Regions from separate parts of the Homo sapiens genome. Here region 1 is linked to region 2. The links are chromatin loops, found by intact Hi-C in ENCODE. Cell type or tissue: IMR-90. All regions are shown on one strand. Each heading gives the region's core, and the rest is flanking DNA. Links, peaks and the distances in the headings are about the cores only.

Evidence for each region. A loop is a pair of places that touch in the nucleus more often than their neighbours do. Peaks named below come from ENCODE experiments on the same cell type or tissue, not always from the same donor. Only the 100,000 strongest peaks of a DNase experiment are listed, where the experiment ranks them.
Region 1: a loop joins it to region 2, with 3 times the contacts of the local background. A loop is called at or near these places in 2 of 110 quality-filtered maps.

The regions. Positions count from the first base shown.
Region 1 is chr2:145,183,444-145,187,845 of GRCh38, forward strand. It overlaps LOC100505498 (a long non-coding RNA gene), which reads left to right. Exons shown (of 8, transcript XR_923410.3): 5 at 1-3,362. Among named protein-coding and RNA genes, the nearest start is that of LINC01966, 300 kb to the left of the region's middle. In IMR-90, for the core only: no CTCF peak of the experiment used is centred there; DNase peaks (open chromatin) are centred at 1,988 and 2,368; H3K27ac peaks cover 155 bases.
Region 2 is chr2:146,237,373-146,241,774 of GRCh38, forward strand. All of the region lies in intron 2 of LOC105373667 (a long non-coding RNA gene), which reads right to left. Among named protein-coding and RNA genes, the nearest start is that of LINC01911, 600 kb to the right of the region's middle. In IMR-90, for the core only: no CTCF peak of the experiment used is centred there; DNase peaks (open chromatin) are centred at 1,749 and 2,259; H3K27ac peaks cover 869 bases.

The DNA.
Region 1 (4,402 bases), core at 170-4,169, 1.1 Mb before region 2:
AAACACACAATGCTAGATCTGTTGCTGGACAAAACCATGGTAAGCCAAAGCTCTAATAGTGATATATACAGTCTGGGGAAAGCAACTTCACATTTTGGTGTAATTGAGGGAGGAAAATGACCCAGTTCTACTTGCTAATAATAAGTATCATTAGGTAAAGGATATAGTAATTGAAAGGCAACTCCTCAGATTTAAATATTATTTAAAGTATCTTTAAGCAAGTAGATAAGTATAGCAACAATCAAAAATGCTTATTCAACTCAATTCCTACTTTCCCTTCCCAAATCTTAAAATTGATAAAAAACAAACACACAAACAAAAACAAAACAAAACAAAACAAAAACAAAAACCAGAGAAAGAGAGAGCTAGTTGGATACCAATGTCTGAACTCCATACCCCAACAGGGACCTCGTTTTGTATGACTGCCACAGAAACGAGCACAGAGAGGGGCAAGATAATGTAAGGAACAGGGTAGGGGAGGAAAAAATGGCCGTTTTAAAAGGAATGACAAGGTTGGGTGAAACATAAAAAGCCACTCCATAGCCAAGAGAGATTAAAAAGAGCTCAAGAGGGTCATGTTGCTTCCCATTTCCCCTTACCTGATTCTTGCTGCCACTCCATTGGTTAAGTTTTACAGGTTGCAGTAACTGGCAAGGAAGAGGTGTGCCTCTCAGCTGTTCACAATGCAGAATCTTGAAAAGGTCAACATAGTAGCAGTATGACAGGCCATGTAAGTCATTATGTGCTTTATAATTCATTTGTAAGTAGAATGAGAACTGGAGCAAATTAAATGTAAACTCTGCCATAGGACCTCTAAAAACATGTTAGTCATATGGAAAGCTAGGTTTTGTTTTCTATCTAGAAAGACAAACAAATATTTCTTCACAAATGTGTTACTTTCCTGAGGAGAGCAGAAATGGGAGATAAATCCATTTGCTGCAAAGTGGTTTAAAGAAAATATATTGGCAGCAGGAGGAAGGTGGTTTAGGGAGATGATATGTAATAGAATACATATACAAGTACTATGAGCGTTGAGATTCAGGTTAGTGCTAATTAGACATTTCCTGATCAGTGAAAATCGTAAGACTTTCAAAGTCCTGTATTTTAAGAAATAGTAAAATCTATCAGGTAAGATAATATATTTATGACTTACCGCAGTATTTTTGTGATGGTTCTGTTCTTTGTGAAGCCTTATTTTGCATTGAAATTGGCACAATTTTACACCGTTAACCAAATTTTCTTTTAATGGAAACTCACACACACATAGCACATTCTTTAGTACTAAGATGCTAAAGTTGCTGAACATGCTACAGGTGATTATGAGGCAGTAGTGAAAGAGTTAATTATCCATCATTCCTCCCCCCTACCCTAGACATCCCACTGTGCCTCTGTTATAGACTTAGGCACAGTTCCTAATGGCAAAATCTATTAGAATGCACAATATTCTCCCAAGGGAGCTGGTGGAAGTTCTGTCACTTGAGACATTTAAAACTACACTGGGTAAAGCACTAGAGAGCTGTGAGTGCATGTGTTCCAACCCTCAGGACAGAAATCATGACCTAATGGGTGATTTCTATCCCTTAATGTCTCTGATTCGCTGGGTGTTTTAATAGCTCCCTCATATTTAAGTAGATGACCAACGGTCTATTTTTTTTTAATGGAACTTGAGTTTGGTCTGTAAAGTGTCAAGACAGAGGTGACAAAACAAACCACAGGGGAATGGAGGAAGCCTCGTGGAAATTTAGTTGGTTTGAAGGAGGGTTGAGCAAACACAACAGTGTATTCGGGTTTAGCAAATGCCTTGACTTCTTTTTTTTTTTTTTTCAAATGTTTTCAGTTCAAGGAAACCCAAAACACATTTGGCTAAACAGTTTTTCCTTAATTTTCAAACCCATGTGTATTTCAAGGGAAATTTAATCCATGTGTTTCTGATTCATTTACACTTAGCTCATCAAAATGTGGTTTCATAAGACCCATTTGATGTCTAAGAAGCCTTGTGAGCTTTTTTTTTTACAAGCTTTTTTTCTTTGAACCAGGAAGTTACATTTTGCCAAGAGTCAATGGAACTTCAACCAGAAAAGAATCAGTTTTGTTTGGGATCTTGGAATCCTCAAAGTTGGTGGGAGCTAATGAGCCGGGAGGGGAGGGGAGGAGAAGCTGATTCAGAGAGCAGGAACCTTCCCATTTCTAATATGTTATCTGTTCAGATAACTTGAAAATCTAATTTTCTCTCAGTTTATAGTAGAAAATTCATCTTCAATTTTTGAAAATCTTGTGGAAAACATGAGCATGAATTTTATTACAGGGTCCAATGCTGTCACATGATCTGATAATCATCCACTAGTGAGTCTGTGGGTGATGAGTATCAGAGCAGTAATGACATACTTATCTTAGAGGCAATTATTAAGAAGTGACTCACAAAAGTGTTTAGATTGGCCATTTTTTTAATATTTAAAAAAGCTTCCTCTGCCTGGTTGTTGTCGCTCTGTGCACAACACTACTGGTTATTTAAGAAACAAGACAAATAAGACTCAGTGAATGTGCTGATTCAGGTGCACACAATCCCCTATCTCATTGCTGGTGTTGCTAAAGAGCATCTGGGGTAAGGAAACATGCATCCGGTCCATCCGTCAAGAGTCCATGAGAAAGCCAACAATGTTTGCACCTGCAGGATGAATTACATCTTTGGTGAGTGTGGGAAGCTACATAATGAGACAGCTGAGTGGCTGACATTTCTTTTTTCTTGCTCCTTCTGCACCTTCTTTTTGCACTACCTTCATTTTTCCCACTTCCTCTCCCTTTTCCCCACCTTTATACAATCACCACCAATAATGGAGCAAATGTGGCACATCCATCCAAGGATGGGTTGACATGGTTTACACATTGCTTTCATTTGGTTGTTCTTTGGATGAATTCTTCCTTGAGAACAAGATAATGAAAACCATACGGTCATTGAGCACACAATCTGCCTTCACTTTGGCTGTTCCCTCGCAGCCCGTTTCATTTTATAAAGCCTGGTCCCTGAGTTTACGCCAGTAGAAGATCCCAAGCAGGTGGAATCCTGCCCCCTATGGGCTTGCAGAATTCAGCAAACACTGTCAGTTTAGCTCTTGCCTGTCACCCATACATCAGAGAACTTATTTGAATGGAACATCTCTTGCTAGTCTGGTAAAGGTTTAGAAACTTGGCCTTCTAAGTATTCATGTAAGTTCTGTTCTGGGACCTTCATTGTAGGAACTGAAAATGAAAGAACCAAAATAGATATCAACAGATAATTAAAGGAACGTTTGGAAGTTTTTTACCTCATGCAAACCTCAAACTCTGAACCACTACTGCCTAAAGGAAATAAATACTGTGTTATGGTGAGTGAAGGTAAAGGTGTACTTTATTTCTTGGATGAGTTTTGACAGTGTAAAACAAAATGATAAGTTTTTAACTATGGCAGAAAGTTCAGACAACAGGTGTGAGGGAAAAGAATTATTCATTGATTCAAAGTCCCATACAAGTGAGTGAAATGGCTAAAAGCAATAAAATTACAGATGACGTCTTTGGAATTTAAACAAAAGAAGTTTATTTTCACTTTCTAATTTGTAGCTTGCTTTTATAGACACCAAAGAAACATCACAGAAATATTAAATTATTCTCTGAAAATACAAAGATAAAAACTATTGAGGTTTAAGATAGAAGATATTTTCTCTTAAAATTGGCTATGATACTTCTACACTGATAGAACTTATGAAAATAGCCAATCTATTATGACTAATTTAATTTTCTTTCCCAAAGATACATAATTCAGAATAAAAACCGTAATCAATGCCCAAAACACAAATCTCATACATCTTGCTAATGCTGGAGAAATAGTGTCAAGTTCTTTTTCAGTACAAATATATGCAGTACTTTTACTATGTTTTGTTTTTAATTCTCAGAAATCCTTATTATTAATCAAGCAAAACAAGCTTTTTATAATATAGAATTATCCTTCCGCTGTAAGAGTAGAAGCAAAGTAATTCAAAGTAAAATATGAAAAGTGCTATAATTTAGTAAGAGATGGAAAGAAATTTAGAATAATTTTGTTCAAACTCATAATTTTATGATTGAAGAAACAAAAATCCAGAGTGTTTAGGAGTTTGTTCAAAGTTCAAAACCTGGAATCTCTAAGGTTGGATATCAGAAGTCAGCTCTAAATACAAGTTCAGTGCTATTTTAACAATCAATAAAATTTCTAAGAGCAATATATTCCTGAGATGGAACACATCAGAAAAGACTATAGGGATTCTTTGAATTTGGAAAGTTCTTACTAGGTAGAAATTCCAATAAATACAACAGATTAAAATGGAACTCATTCACTGAGGTGGAGTTGGAAACCCTAGGGTCTCATTTGTTAGCTCCTCTCACCCACTCC
Region 2 (4,402 bases), core at 290-4,289:
AATCTATAGTAAAGATAAAGAAGGCAACAAAGCAGCTATTTGAAAGAAAGTTCATTTTTTTATTTAGTTTTCTTATATGTTGCACATATTGAGAATAATCACTTTACTTATCTCTATTTTCCTTAAAAAGAATCTAAGATACCACTTTGTAAAATAGTAGACTATCACTCCTATGTGTGTGTATGTATGTATGTATGTATGTATATGTATGTGTATGTATATGAATGTATATGTATATATGTATGTGTGTGTGTATATATGAAATTTTGGGGAAAACAATTATACCCTATCACATCTAATCCTTAGCCAATTAATTAAATGACTTTTATATCTACCCAGATTCTTAGCATTCATTTGATACAATTGCCTAATTTATAAGTGGGGAAACTCAATCACACAGAGAATTTTTTGTGTCTTTCATGGAAACTGAACCCAAGTACCTGATAGACATGCCACTGGTAACTACCTCCTCAGACCCAGTCCAGGGCTTCCAGCACCCATAAATTCCCTCCCACTTCAATCAGTGTGTGATTTTAAAGTATTTTAAGTGACAATTTAGATCTCATACTCTGTACATCTCAATCTAGTACTCACTTATCCCTGAATTCATTCTAGTAAATACTCACAAGTTGAAAATAATATTTTCCAAACTTTTATTATACTGATTTGCCAAAAATAACACACAGCAGTAACCAAAACACATCACAGACTCTCTTCTCTCTTTCATGCACACACACGTACACAATCTCTCTTTCTCTCTGTCTCTACTAAACCAACGGTAGTAATAGTTCCTGTCTAAAAGCAAGAAAACTTAAAAGAAAAAATATCTATTCTACAGCATGCAAATATTTCCTATGACTCTCTTATGCCATCCCCCCACCCCTTTGGTGAGATTAATTGTGTGACAAATGACATGAGATGGCCTTATGAAATTTCAGTCTGGAGCAATTTTTACTGCTAATGGAAATTATAAATAATATGTGCCTTTCGTCAACTGCATTCTTCAGTAATCTAATTGTATCAAGCTAATGAGACCTGGGTTAGGAAATGTTCTGAGGTTCCCATGCCCCAGGTCAGGGAAGGCTGAAAACATCTTGGAGCAGATGTGCTCAGTCTCAGGAGGATGGCGGCTGGAGCACTTGGTCACTCCACAAAGCACTGGCTGTGCAGGAGCCTGTGCACTTGACCTCTCTGCTAGAGGTAAAAAGCCTTCCTGTTGGTTAGCAGCAAAAATGAGGAGGGAGGAAGGGCAGAGGAAGATAAAATTCTCCCCTTCTTACCCTCTGTACCTCCATCTTTTATTAATTTTGTAGAAGATTATCTCCATTTCTTCCCAGGGATAATGGCTGTAAATTCTGCCTTTTCAGAAACTAACACATGTCTTGGCATCTGCGTGTGCTGAAGTGTCCAGGTCAGGGGAGGGTTGCATGAAAACTAAAACACCTCTTTTCTTCATTTCTCCAAATCAATATTGTTTACTCTACAATTACAAAGGTTGATGCAACACCACTCCAGGCTGTTATAGACTTCAACTGCTTCAAAGAATATTTTATATTATGGTTGGATGACAGGCATTTAAATAAAAAATTTCAACATGTTACTAAAGTGGCATATGCTATAACCTCCACCAGCCACACACACACACACACACACACACACACACACACACACACACAGCCTTGGGGTTAGGATGTGTGGGCAGCTGAGCTGAGATATAATTACCTACATCCTCCGAATGATGTCACATAAGGGCAAGATGATCTTAGAGGTTGACTTTCATATTTTGGTCAATATCCAAAATCCAATATGAGATTTTTTTCCCTCTCATTTACTCATAAGTTGCTTTTGTTTTGCTTTTTTTAGTTTTCTCATTTCAATTCAGCTGGAAAATAGTTTTCTTACTCTCTCTTTTTTCTTTGTGTTTTTATTTTAACCAAAGTACAATCATTCCTACTCTCCCATCTTTCCCCAACCCTATGTACCATGAGAGTGAGTATACACACACACACACACACACACACACACACACACACACATCTGTTACATCTGTGCTGCCTTTGTTCCTTTGACCCAAGGCAACACTGATTTCATAGTAGCATACTAGCAAAGAATTGTTCCTTTAGTAAGCCTCCTGGGGTTTTATTTAAGATGTTTCAAATGTCCAAGAATGAGGACACTCACTGCTTTTCTACGGATGTGATCAGTTCTCACGGTGAGCCTTTTTCCCTCTCTCTTCTCATGTTCAACCAAATTCTTTCCTTGCCCTTTGTGCTGTCCATTTGCAGTCTGCCAAAAGATTCTTCCTCTCCTGAGACATTTAAATCTTTCACATATTTGTAGACTGTTATCATGCTCCTCTTAGCAATCACTTAGCCAAAATATACATTACTTTGTGCTGTTTTAATCTCTCCCCATAAATCAAGCCTCTGGTCCCCTAGTCATTTTGTTGCTCATCTATGAAGTCACTCCAATTTGGCTTTGTGTTCTGAGGTGACAAAAATGGAAGACAGATATCCCTGCTTAGACTCAATTCTGTCATGTTGAGACACCATTACCTCCTGCTCCTTAACATGAAGCTTTTATGTATGCCAACTAAACCAATACTCTTCTCATATTGTTGGATTGCATTGCTGTCACATCCCTTTCTCCCTGAAGGTCTAACCTGGTGGGAACCTAGAAGTGGTTCATTATATTGTTTTCCAGCAACAATGAATATAGAAATCACATTTATATTTCTTTAAGACAGCAGAAGCAGACCCTCATGCCCCCACCCCAAATTCTCCAAACATTTACTGGAGCTATTAATTTTTCACATTTTTCCAGGGAGTTTCCGTTAAGAATGAAACCAGACATGGAAATTTCTAGGCCTAACATTTTAGGAGAGGGAAGCAAAAGCTTTTAATGAAAATACTTCTTGCAACTTTACCAAATATGCTTCAATATAGGCATAGAATCAAAAGTAGTTTCTTTATAAGCACTTGCTAAATTTCAGAAAGAAAATTAAATAAAACCTGAATACTTATGGAGTTCTTTGGAGGCACTTTCTTCCAAAAGTGTATCAGATTGCTTCTCTTAGATTTGTGTCATTCAGTGATAATCCTTCAGCTTCCTGATTGGCTAAAGTATTTGGAACCTGCTGGCTTTTGAATCACTCTTTATGCTGAAGGCGGGTGTGGCTGCTAATCTGTGGGTCATTAACACCTCATATATGTTAGTTCAGAGATGTGGGGTGTGCCTCTGTTTGCACTGCCAACATTCGTAGCATTTCTTGGAAATTCAGAGGTTTTGTTTTCTGAGGGTTTGGTTTGAAATATTTTCCACATAGGCATTTCACTCTCACTCTGAGTAATCAGTTATTTTAGAATTTGATTTTATTTAATTCTTCTTTTCTGAACTCATTGATTAGTAGGGATATGCACCAGCTGGAAAGTCAGAAGAGGAGGTATAAGTGTTGCTTAATTGCTCTCTGGAGATGGTATCTTGGATAAAATGAGTATATCACATGTTTCAGCTCCATCTTGATCCTGATTCCCAGTCTTTATCTACAACATTTTCATTCTTGTGGAACATATCCACTCCAAGTTTGACTCTCGTGATAAATCTGAGACTGTTGTTCTATTAACATTAGAAAACTGAACTAATTCTCTTTCTCATGCTTTCTTTGGCATTTGACCTTGTATGCTACCTGTTAAATTAAGTTTAGCTTAAAGCTGCCTCCTTACATATTTTAAGTTCAGCCTAAAGGTTTCTCTATACATAGTGAACTCTATCCTAACTGGTTGTGTAAACAGACTGTAGCCTACTCTTGTACCAATCACTGAGTTTTAGCCAATCAAAGGAGAACAACTGTTCAAACCGTGCTCAAATAAAGCAAATGCCAAGCTGTAAGCAATCCAGCTGTTTCCACAACTCACTTCTGTTTTCTGCATGTCATTTTCCTTTTTTTGACCATAAATCTTCTTTGCCCATGTGGCAGCTCTGGAGCCTTTCTGAACCTATTCTGGTTTGGGGATGGCCTGATTCTCAAATCATCCTTTGCTCAATCCAACTCTGTTTAATTTAATTTGACTGAGTTTTTTTTTTCTCATACCTCTTAGGCCATCGTATCTTTAATTTAAATGTTATACATAGGATATATATCCTAACATACAAATATATAGAAGCCTTGGGGTTTTTTTTCTTTAGTTCCTATATCCATATATATTAATGTATATTTCTTGCTTTTTCTCATTAGAATAAACATTCAAAATTATAATAGAGCAAAGTTCTTATCTGCTTTGCCCAACGTTTCTCAGAAACCAAAATAATTTATTGAAAAATATCAAGGTAGGGAATGTCAAACACATTGGAGAAAAGGTTTGTTTTGAAAATTTCATGAGTATATTTGCTTTTTAGGATATAG